Regions from separate parts of the Homo sapiens genome. Here all the other regions are linked to region 3. Evidence: chromatin contacts called from ENCODE Hi-C or POLR2A ChIA-PET data. All regions are on one chromosome and are shown on one strand. The core of a region is the stretch at or near the end of the contact, and the rest is flanking DNA. Distances in the headings are between cores, read along the strand shown. Region 1 overlaps NUP133 (nucleoporin 133). Region 2 has its middle 68 kb from the start of URB2. Region 3 overlaps GALNT2 (polypeptide N-acetylgalactosaminyltransferase 2).

Region 1 (3,660 bases), core at 638-3,137, 730 kb after region 3:
GTTCTAGAGTGGCAAGAGAACAAGTGTCAGTGCACACTCTTTAAGTCTTTGCTTGGATGGCGTTTGCTAGTGTCCTGTTGGCCAGAGCAAGTCCAGCTGTAGTGAGAGCGTGCCTAAGCAGATGCGCGTATGGGGTGGGGAGTGATTGTCCTCACTTGGTCACACTTGCTGCTCTAATACTCTTCTGGGTTTAAGGCAAATGCAGATTTCAGTTTATCTTAGACATGTATTCTGCTCATGTATTCTGGTACTTTCCTTAAAAGGTATGGCAAATTCACATTTGAATAAATACTCAGGAAAATGGTGATCCAGCCCCCCTGCTCTGCCCCTTGTTAGCTGTGGGAAACTTTGGACAGATGCTGAACATTTCTGCCATTGTGTTTCTGTTTCTTCCTTTTCGAAGTATTGAGTGGGGTGGGAGTTAGCATGGCTAAAGGATCATTAGTTTATCGTCAGATCTTTGTTTTGAAGGAATATACTGAGTGTACTACCTTCATTTCCCCCAGTTCTGAGCCCATGGTTCCATAATCCCACTCATACTGGTGTCTGATGCATAGCGGCTCACTCACAGAGACAACAGATTCCAAAGTGCTTTTACAGTTCTAACATTCTGTACCTCGTGATCTACTGAGCTTAGTTTGTCACCAGAAGGGGGCACCATTAGGCAAGTTTTTTGTTTCTGTTTAAAATTATATTCTTTTAATCTTGTTCTTTTACATGGTTCAGTCTTCAAAAATCTCAGTTGAAGTACTGTGTTTTTATCTTTCACAAGTTTATCCTGTAATTAAAATTCTGTCACATTTGTGGCATCTCAAAATGTAAATGATAATGCAGCAAGTGACCAGTCATTAGATTTGTTTCCTGTGGCTGCCATAACAAATCACCACAAGCCAGGAGCTTCAAACAACGCAAGTGTCTTCTCTCACAGTTCTGGAGGCCAGAAGTCTGAGAGCGAGGCATGAGCAGGGCCCTCCCTCTGAAAGCTCTGAGAAAGGATCTGTCTTCACCTCTCTCAGCTCCGGGTGGCTGCTAGCAATCCTTGGTTTGTAGATGTGTCACTCCAGTTTCTGCCTCCATTGTCACGTAGCTGTCCTCACATTCACATGGCCTTTTTTTTTTTTTTTGAGACAGAGTCTCACTCTGTCATCCAGGCCAGAGTGCAGTGGTGTGATCTCGGCTCACTGCAACCTCTGCCTCCCTGGTTCAAGCAATTCTTCTGCCTCAGCCTCCCAAGCAGCAGGTGCACACTGCCATGCCCGGCTAATTTTTTGAATTTTTAATAGAGACGAGGTTTCACCATGTTGGCCAGGCTGGGCTCAAACTCCTGGACTCAAGATCCACCCACCACAGCCTCCCAGAGTGCTGGGATTACAGGTGTGAGCCACCATGCCCAGCCCACGTGGCCTTCTTATAAGGACATCAGTCATTGGATTTAGACTCATCATAATTTAACAAATTGTATCTGCAAAAACCTTATTTCCAAATAAGGTTGCATTTTGAGGCACTGGGTAGATATGAATTTGTGGGAGACACTATTCAACCTGGTGTAGTCATCTTAAGATGTTTTACAGGGGAAAATTATTAGGCACAAGAAGGGACCCCTGATCTAAGTCCTGAGCAAGCAGTACCCTCAGGAACAGTGTCATGGGCCCTGTAGCACAGCTGTGCTGAACTCATCCTGCCCAACATGGGTGAAGTACTATGGACTTAATAAGGGATGATTTCTGGGGGAGTGTCAGCTAGCTCTCTTAAAGATGTAGACTCCTTACAAACAGAATTGTGGTGCCTTTAAAGCTGGATTTCTCAACCCCATTAACATTGTCATTTGAGGCCGGGTGTGATGGTTCACACCTGTAATCCCAGTACTTTGGAGGCCAAGGCAGGCAGATCATTTGAGATCAGGACTTCGAGACCAGCCTGACCAACATGGTGAAACCTTGTCTCTTCTTAAAAAAAAAAAAAAAAAAAAATAGCTGGGTGTGGTGGCACATGCCTGTAATCTCAGCTACTCAGGAGACTGAGGCAGGAGAATCGCTTGAACCCAGGTGGCGGAGGTTGTAGTGAGCCGAGATCCCGTCACCGCACTCCAGCGGTGCATTGTAAGCTGTTTAACAGCATCACCAGCCACTTCCTGCTAGATGCCATTAGCACCCTTTCCCCCAACTTGTGATGCCCAAAGTTATCGTCAGACATTGCCAGATGGCCCCTGGGGTCACAATTGGTAGATAACACTTTTAAGTGTGACTGTCTGTTTAATCTTTTGCTAAGGTAATATTACTGTTTTTATAGCATCATTTCTTTGAAATTGATTTTTATGTTATTTTGGTTTTCATTTTATTTAGCCCAAAAAACACTAAATCTTTTGTTCATGAGAGTTTTGGGGAACTTTTTCTGTAATTTTTTATTAAATCTTGCCATAGTCACCTTTGTATTTTCATAACCTGTAGCGTGACTGGGTCACCAGCTTCACCCTGGCCTTTCACGCTTTCAAGAGTTTTTCTGCGTTTCTCCAGTCAGCTGTGTCTCCTGTTCTACCAAGGGACCATGACAGCCCTTTTCCAGTCTCCTCCCACTTCCCTCAGACTTAGCAGAGGACTTAACTTCCTACTTCACAGAGATCACAGAAGCCCTTGATAAGAGCTCCCTGTACCTCCTAGCTTACTAGCTATGAATGTATCTGGATCCCAAATCCTGTTCCTCTTTCCCTCCCAATAAAGTAGGAAGTGTACTCTTCTTCCTATCAGAGACTGCTCTTTGTTTTGAAGGCCACTCTCTCCTGCTTCACTTAAGACTACATCCTTTCAGTTCTCCCTTTCCTCTGTCCTTTGACCTTTCTCGTGCTGGCTCCTTCTCATCAGCAATTAATCATATTTAGTCTGCCATTTGTAAAAAGACCAGTCTTTGACTTTGCGTCCTTTGAGTTACCACCTTATCTGTTTGTTCCTGTTGATGGCTAAACCACCTGAAAGGATGTCTACATTCTCAGTTGTCGACCACATTCCCTCTCTGTCTACTCCCTCGGTGATCTTTTCTCCTCCTTGGCTTCATTTGCTGAAGAAACAGATGTACCATGACCCGGGCCATTATGTGAAAATGGAGAGTGTCCAGCAGCAGTACATATTTCATAGGCACTTGAGTTTCAACGTATCCAAAACCGAGCTTATCTTCTCCAAAGCTTATTCTTCCATCCTTACCCCCTGCTCCAGTGACAAGCACTACCATCTCTTCAGTTCAAAGCAACAACAGAGGAGTCATTCTTATACAGTTGTTCCCCCTTACCCACAGGGGGATATGTCTTAAGACCCCCAGTGGATACCTGAAATTGCATATAGTACTGAATCATATATATACGTTTTTCCTATAGTACCTATGATGAAGTTTAATTTATAAATTGGGCATCCTAAGAGATTAAGAACAATAGTAATAAAACAACCGTAACAATATACAATTGACCTTTGAACAACACGGCTTTGAACTGTGTGGGTCTACATAATATGCAGGCTGTTTTCAACCAAATGCGGATCAAAAATTCACAGCATGTTTTCAACCAAATGCGGATCAGAAATTCACTTGCTTATGCAGAAGGTCGCCTTTTTGTATGCTGGAGCTCCACAGAGCCAGCTGCAGGACTTGAATATGGGTGGATTTTGGTGTATGTTG
Region 2 (3,540 bases), core at 950-3,449, 520 kb after region 3:
ACCCACACTAAGTGCAGGGCCTGAGCTAGTCCCCGGAGGCAGATGTGGAAACCTGTCATCCCAGAAGAGGAACAGTAGCAATCACTTGTTGATTGGAACTATGCACCTTGTCTCCCTGGCTCGTGGTCTGATATTTCTCATGGCTATCATGTAGCCAGGCAAAGATCCTATTAGTATGGTTATGCTTTCAATTATTCAAACATTTACTAACTATCAGATGGCATTTTAAACACTGGGTACAAATGAGTCAACTTCATCCTTGCCACATCATTAAGGGATGGGTATTACTAGTCCCATCTTAGATGCAAAGAGAATGTGACTTGGAGCGGCTCAGTATTTGCCCCCTCTGCAGCAGTGCATGGCAGAAGGGATCCAAGCAAGCTGCACACAGGATCTTCTATGATGCAAATTCACACAGGGAGGAGGCAGAGCACCTGCCTGGAAAAGTGTCTCAAACTGAGTTTGGAAGGATATACAGGGGTTGGCCCAGCAAAATGGGTAGTTAGGATAAAGTCAACCTATACAGAGAAAAAAACACATTTCCAGAAGTGGAAGTGTGGGGTGGGCCCGTGCCTGGAAGATGCCAGTGTATCCGTGAGGTGTAAGACATGAGGCTAGAGAGGTGGGAAGGGCCAGGCCATTCTCCAGAAGATTCTAGATCAGTCCAGAATTTATTCTCAGGGGTTAAATTCAGTCATTTTGTGTACCCTCCTACCCATTTGAAATAGCCAAAATTTCAACCACAAACTCACTAAAAAAAAAAAAAAATTCCATTATTTGTCTTTTCAGATGCCAGAGGTCAAATCTTAAAACTATCTGGCCTGCCTTTGACCTTCATGGGAAAACCTAAAGTGTTCTGTCTCCATAGAGCTAGATGTTCATCAAATCCAATTACCTCTCCCAGCTGCACCGCTCACCAGGAGGCAGGGCTCTGCTGGGGACAAAGAGAGGCAGAGGAAGCAGACTGTCCCCAGCCCCGCTTCCTGCTGCAAATTAAGCCAGGCATCGACTGTGCCGACTCACCACCTGGCTGCTGCCACAACAGCAGCTGCAGCCTGTTAGCACTGAAGAGTTTCTCTCCCAACTATTCCCATTAGTGTGGCCAGCGAGGGGGAGGATGAGTAAGTGTCTGTGCTCAGCTTGGGGCTCTGGCTCCTGCTGTCTCTTCACTGGGCTCTGACCTCCAGGGGCTGGGCGGGACATCCAAGCGTCAGAAGCCAACATAGGCCTGCTGACTCCCAGAGTTCGGCGCCTAACTTGGAGACAGGGCAGCAGAAGAGATTCTCAGCCCTGGCTGCCAAGCATTGCTCAAGAAGCTTCAGATTCAGAGAGACTGGGTAAGGCGGCCCCTCTGGGTCTGTAAAGCACCACTGTGATTCCAAAGCACAGCCAGGGTCAGCACTTCACCGATCTGTATTCACCAGCTGTCCTGCACATGTGTCTTTGATAGGACATGTGGGAAAGACATTAGGCCCTTCCAGCTCCCAGTAACTAAATATAGTCCTTCACATATCTCAGGGTAAGGCACTCTGTACCTTTTCAAACTGCTTTCATATACCTTGTCTCATTTGAGCCTGTGAGCAAGGGGAGGAGGCCGCTGAAACCCCAAGGTGCACTGAACGCCCCTGATGCCTTTAATCACGCAGCCAATTAGAGGCAAGGTTGGAACTATGCACCTTGTCTCCCTGGCTCGTGGTCTGATATTTCTCATGGCTATCATGTAGCCAGGCAAAGATCCTATTAGTATGGTTATGCTTTCAATTATTCAATACTTCTGTGTTACAATACACTGCTTATGTGGAACTGCTTGTAAGTGGCCATCATTGACTTCACCGATGAATCTGCTCCCCCTGTGTTGGAGAAAGTACCGAGTCATTGCCTCTAACCCCTAGCAAATGTAAAATACCTTTGCAATAGCTGGAAAAAGAAAATCACTGATGCCGACAGAATCTCCTTCATTCTCATAGACTAGGTAACAAAAGGGGAAGAAATCATGTCAGCTGAAAGATCTGGGGAGAAATCGATTTGGGACTGCTAGAATCACAGGAAGTTTTTGTTGAAGGATCAGAAACCCACGCAAGCCAGCTCAAGCAAAAGGTTTATTGTACAAGACACAGAGCGATGTAACAGAACCCAGCTGTAGGAAGTGCAGCTGGGTCTCCAGGGAACCAGAGAATGAATGGCAACCGTTTCTCAAGCCACATCATCTCTCATCTTGGCTTCTCTCTGTACACCTGCTCCCATATCCTCCCTATGGGCTGGCTTCCCCTTGCTGTTCAGGGTTTCTGCTCCTTCACAACTTCAGTTTGCTTATTGCTTTGTCTAAGTAAGCCTCACCATGAAACTTGACTCTACATAACTGTACTTGGAACCTATAGCTAATCAAGTCAGTCCCCGGAACTGGAAGCATCCCTATTCCAGATCCTCAGGGAGAGGATCTGACTGTTTGGCTGGGCTGGCAGGGCCCACCCCACTGTCCACTCATCTGATTCCAGGAAGGATTGAGTCTCATGGGATGCTGCCTAGATCTAAGCTGGCAATGGGGATGACAGGTAAAGAGACCAGTCACTTAGAACTGAGCCAAGACAAACTCAGATGACTCTATCCCAGGAAGAAAGGCAAAGCCTCCCTTCTGAAAGCCATTCAACAAGCAGGTCATTGAAGTGTGTTGGAACACAGGTTAGAATAATAAATAATAGGCTGGGTGTGGCGGCTCACGCCTGTAATCCCAGCACTTTGGGAGGCCAAGGTGGGTGGATCACCTGAGGTCAGGAGTTCAAGACCAGCCTGGCCAACATGGCGAAACCCTGTCTCTACTAAAAATTTAAAAATTAGCTGGGCATGGTGGTGCATGCCTGTAGTCCCAGCTACTTGGGAGGCTGAGACATGAGAATTGCTTGAACCTGGGAGGCAGAGGTTGCAGTGAGCCAAGATCGCACCACTGCACTCCAGCCTGGGTGACAGAGCGAGACTCCGTCTGAAACAAACAAACAAAAAAGAATGATAATAATGTGTGAAAAACCAGGACGCACAATCTACGGGACCACATTCTCACTGAGGAAGTGGTTTTCTAGAGCAGTGACTATATAATCCTTTTAGTAGGTGAATCAGTCAAGCAGGTCAAAATACCTCATTTCCCAACAAACCTTACAAGAAAAAAAGCCCTGCCAGATTAAACAAGAATATGAGTCTCTTCTAGACGAGATTCTGAAAACCCAGATAAGTAAGAAAAACACTGGACCAGGACTCCGAAATCCCGAGTTTTCATTCAGGCTTTGTTATGAATTTTTCATCTGGTGGCCCTTCCTTCTTCATTTAGCTAACTTCTCATCAAGACTCAGCTCCCAGGGCTGAGGCCGGTGACTTACTCCTGTCATTCCAGCACTTTGGGAGGTCAAGATAAAAGGATTTCTTGAGGCCAGGAGTTTGAGACCAGCCTGGGCAATATAGTGAGACCCTCTGTCGGCAGAAAATTTTAAAAATTATCCAGGTGTGGTGGTGCATGCCTGTATTCCTAGCTACTCAGGACACTAAGGCAGA
Region 3 (3,448 bases), core at 147-2,646:
AAAGGATATTTACTGCATAAAACAATAAAAGATATCCTATAGAGTTTATAAAGAAAGAATTAAGCTAAATGACAACAAGAGCACAAAGGGCTGAAGGTAAGTGGAAGGTAAATTATTAGAAGGTCTGTGCATTGTCTAAGAAGTAATAAAATTATTCATTTACATTAGGCTCTACATGTGGACTTACTAGTCAAGAATTTAGCAAACCAACAGAGAAGAAAAAACGTAGGAGGATGCAAGGGAAAAAGAAACACAAAGCAGGTGGAACTAAGAGAACACAACCAGTGAGATGTTGGTGTTAAACCCCAATAAACTAGTACTTACATTAAATGTAAAAGAACTAAATACACCATATAAAAGATAAAGATTGTCACAGCAGATGAAAGTCCAAAATCCAACTATAGGCTACTTACAGAAGATACACTTTAAATATAAGGACATAAAAAGTTTGAAAGTGAAAGCATGGGAAAATGTATACCATGCAAAAACATGAAACCAAAGAAAGATGGTGCAGCTCTACTGATATTGTAAAACAAGAAGCATTACCACTGACAAGAAGTGCATTTCATAATGATAAAAGGGCCAGTCTACTAAGAAAATAACAGAAACTCACAAACAGGTCTAAAATAGAAAGAACAGAGCTCTGTTGTAAATGGTCTAGAGGTGGTTAGGTTATCCTTACTAGGCTACGTAATTGCCTGTTTCCTTGTCTGCCTCTCCGGGAAGACTACAGTTTCTTGACAACAAAGACGATCCTCATGGTCATCACTGCATTCCCAGGATGATGGCAGAAAGAAAAGACTAAAGAGTAAAGAAAGCAAATCACACAACTCATTTAGCATCATTGTGCTTTTGCCCAAACCATAACCCAGAGTTACAGATGGGGAAACTGAGCCACACATGTGGGCAGCCACTCAGGGGTTAAGCTTTGAGAATACGTTTGCTAATGATCTTTGAAAAGGAGACTTGAAACGGGCCCTTCAGAGATGCCAACATCGACACAAACGAAATCTCTACAGTCAAATCAATACAGTCTACTTATACCAGTCTCAATGCATTCTTTAATTCAGACAGAGAGAAGGCCTGAAATAGACCAAAAAAAAAGAGGAAACATATCAAGGGAAGAAAAAGAACGGTCTGTGGTTGAAACCAGAAGTTGGTTTTATAAAGACACAAAAAATAAAAACAAAACATAAACAAGCACGCTGATGAATAATGACATGGCTTTGGTGTGAACTGTGCATATCAGATGCAAGTTACAACCTGGGATGAGTTGGTGGGGGACCCGTTAAGCAAGGAGCCATTATTGCTGGCCACTTCCCACTCCCCACATCTCGTATATCTCGCTGAGCCTGCCAGCACCCTTCCAACAGCAGGCAGAGATGTCACACTGACAGGCAGAGATGTCACACTGACTGAACACACAAGCAGTCTCACTTCCTGAACGGCATCAGCAATGTTCCAAGGGAACAGAAATAGAGTGCACTCTTCCAATACATTTTCTTCGAGAATCTGAAGCTGGAAAAAGAAAAACAACCCCATTTCTTCTCCATTTCTCAGCATCCCATCAACGTGTGGCCAGCTTCCCTTAGGAGGTTGTTTGGCTGCAAGTTACCAACACCCATCTCTTCCATTTTTTAGGTGCATTCAGGCCTCATGCCAAGACTCATGCCTAAAAGCCGGGAGTATGAAAGACCCTCTGAAGAGCGGACAGTAAGGGAGCCACAACTGTTAGACAGAACCCTGAGCCCAGGATACAGAGTGCTCCAATTCCTCCACCAGTGAGCCCTGTTAGAACTCAGGCAAGTGGCTCACCTTTCTCGTCTGCCTCATAGACAAGTGATAAAACTTCATGGCTTAGTAACTGTAAAATCCCTGGGGACTAAGGCTCTCTAGATACAAGGTGGTGCCTTATGAGGCCCCGGGATATCCTAGCTGCCTGCCTCTCCCCAAACATGTTCCAACCGACAATGTGAAAAATGAGAAAAACAACCTCTGCTCTGCAAACTGAGCTCACATCCTGCCGAACCTGACTCCTGTGTGCAACTCTTCTACTTTCTGGAAGTGGGGTCTGAGTTCCGAGCCTTCTGGGAACTGGTATACGACATCATCAGAAGTATAGCATCCCTACCCACTTTACAGGAGTGTGATGCAGAGTAAATAAAATTTTTTATTTTTAGAGATAGAGTCTCACTCTGTTGCCCAGGCTAGAGTGCAATAGCATGATCATAGCTCACTGCAACCACAAACTTCTGGGCTCGAGTGACCCTCCCCTTTCAGCCTCCCAAGCGGCTGGGAGTACAGGTGCACACCACCACACTAGAGTAATTGTTTTTTAAGATGGGGTCTCACTATATTGCCCAGGTTGGTCTCAAGCTATCCTCCTGCTTCAGCCTCTCAAAGAGCTGAAATTACAGGTGTGAGCCACTGTGCCCAGCCTTAAATAAAATTAATGCACACAAAAGGCTGAGCATGGGCCTTGATACCAAAAAATGTTCAATGAACTGCTTTGTTACTGTGATTATTGAACAAGCTTTTAAACATTCACTGTTACACCACACCCAAACTCCACCTGCCCCACGGCCACAAATGCCAACAAAGCCAGAACAGCTAAGCCTAGAGAAGCGCCTGTCCCCACCTGTGACACCCCGTGTGGCCTCCCATCTCCTCCACCAGGACCCTGTGGTGCGGCATACAGAGTTGGAGTTGGGCAGCAAATTGATGCGGGAGGAGTGGGTGCTCGGGCCAGCTCTACCATGGAGCAGCGGTTCCGTCACAAGAATCTCAGGAGGCCAGCGGCGCATGTTTATGAGACGCCGCGAGCTGCCGAGAAGTACAACATAAGGACAAAGCTCCAGCCCTGCCTGGGTCTCCAATCACACTCCCACTGGGGAGCTGTGTGGATTTCCCTAGATCTTCTGCCCCCCTAAAAAGAAAACTCTGAGTCCCCTAATAGTTGCCTTAGCCAAAGCCTCCCTCCAAGCTGGCTGACTTAATGCTGAAAACCTTCACTTGGCTTCAGCAATGTTTGTTCTTCCAGAATAAGAATGGGAAGTTTGGATTTTATCTTTCCCCACAATCCTTAATCCTGATTAGCCACTCTTAAAACAACTGATATCAATACTGACATTCCAGTGAGAGTAAACAGCACAACCCAGGCCTTCAATGTCTGCCCTCTTTAAATGCCCCTAAAAAATAAATAAAAGAATACACCCTTAAGAGCTTTGACCTATGTTTTGGCTGTGTTAAAGGCAGACATTTCAAAAGTGGTCAAAATAGAGTTCTTTAGTAATTCTTCTAAACAAAGGGTGAGCCACTATAATCTGTAACTAGAGTAAAAACAACATATTCTTGACTTAAAGATAAACCGATTAGATGTACAACTTGGACACACTCCTCTCAAAGAAGGTTCCTTTGTAGGGAAATGGTTCAGGCAGTGGTATTTCAG

Evidence for each region. A loop is a pair of places that touch in the nucleus more often than their neighbours do. ChIA-PET counts read pairs that join two places held with the same protein, here RNA polymerase II (POLR2A). Pooled maps may share reads with other maps.
Region 1: a loop to region 3 is called in a pooled map, with 15 times the contacts of the local background. The contact joins two enhancer-like sites. A Hi-C loop is called at or near these places in 1 of 37 single-sample maps with no recorded cell type and 3 of 50 pooled maps. POLR2A ChIA-PET finds 5 or more read pairs at or near these places in 1 of 52 experiments (OCI-LY7).
Region 2: a loop to region 3 is called in a map with no recorded cell type, with 5 times the contacts of the local background. The contact joins two enhancer-like sites. A Hi-C loop is called at or near these places in 3 of 37 single-sample maps with no recorded cell type and 2 of 50 pooled maps.

Annotation. Positions count from the first base shown.
Region 1 is chr1:229,479,163-229,482,822 of GRCh38, reverse strand. The region is part of intron 12 of NUP133 (nucleoporin 133); the gene reads left to right. Among named protein-coding and RNA genes, the nearest start is that of NUP133, 27 kb to the left of the region's middle. RefSeq lists an enhancer at 2,969-3,018. Within about 2 kb of position 1,887, at least 4 of the 41 ENCODE cell types and tissues checked have a DNase peak (open chromatin) inside an H3K27ac peak, as active enhancers do; they include OCI-LY7, where a contact is called at or near this core.
Region 2 is chr1:229,691,995-229,695,534 of GRCh38, reverse strand. No RefSeq gene overlaps it. Among named protein-coding and RNA genes, the nearest start is that of URB2, 68 kb to the right of the region's middle. RefSeq lists an enhancer at 122-623. Within about 2 kb of position 2,199, at least 13 of the 41 ENCODE cell types and tissues checked have a DNase peak (open chromatin) inside an H3K27ac peak, as active enhancers do.
Region 3 is chr1:230,210,504-230,213,951 of GRCh38, reverse strand. The region is part of intron 3 of GALNT2 (polypeptide N-acetylgalactosaminyltransferase 2); the gene reads right to left. Among named protein-coding and RNA genes, the nearest start is that of GALNT2, 140 kb to the right of the region's middle. Within about 2 kb of position 1,396, at least 16 of the 41 ENCODE cell types and tissues checked have a DNase peak (open chromatin) inside an H3K27ac peak, as active enhancers do; they include OCI-LY7, where a contact is called at or near this core.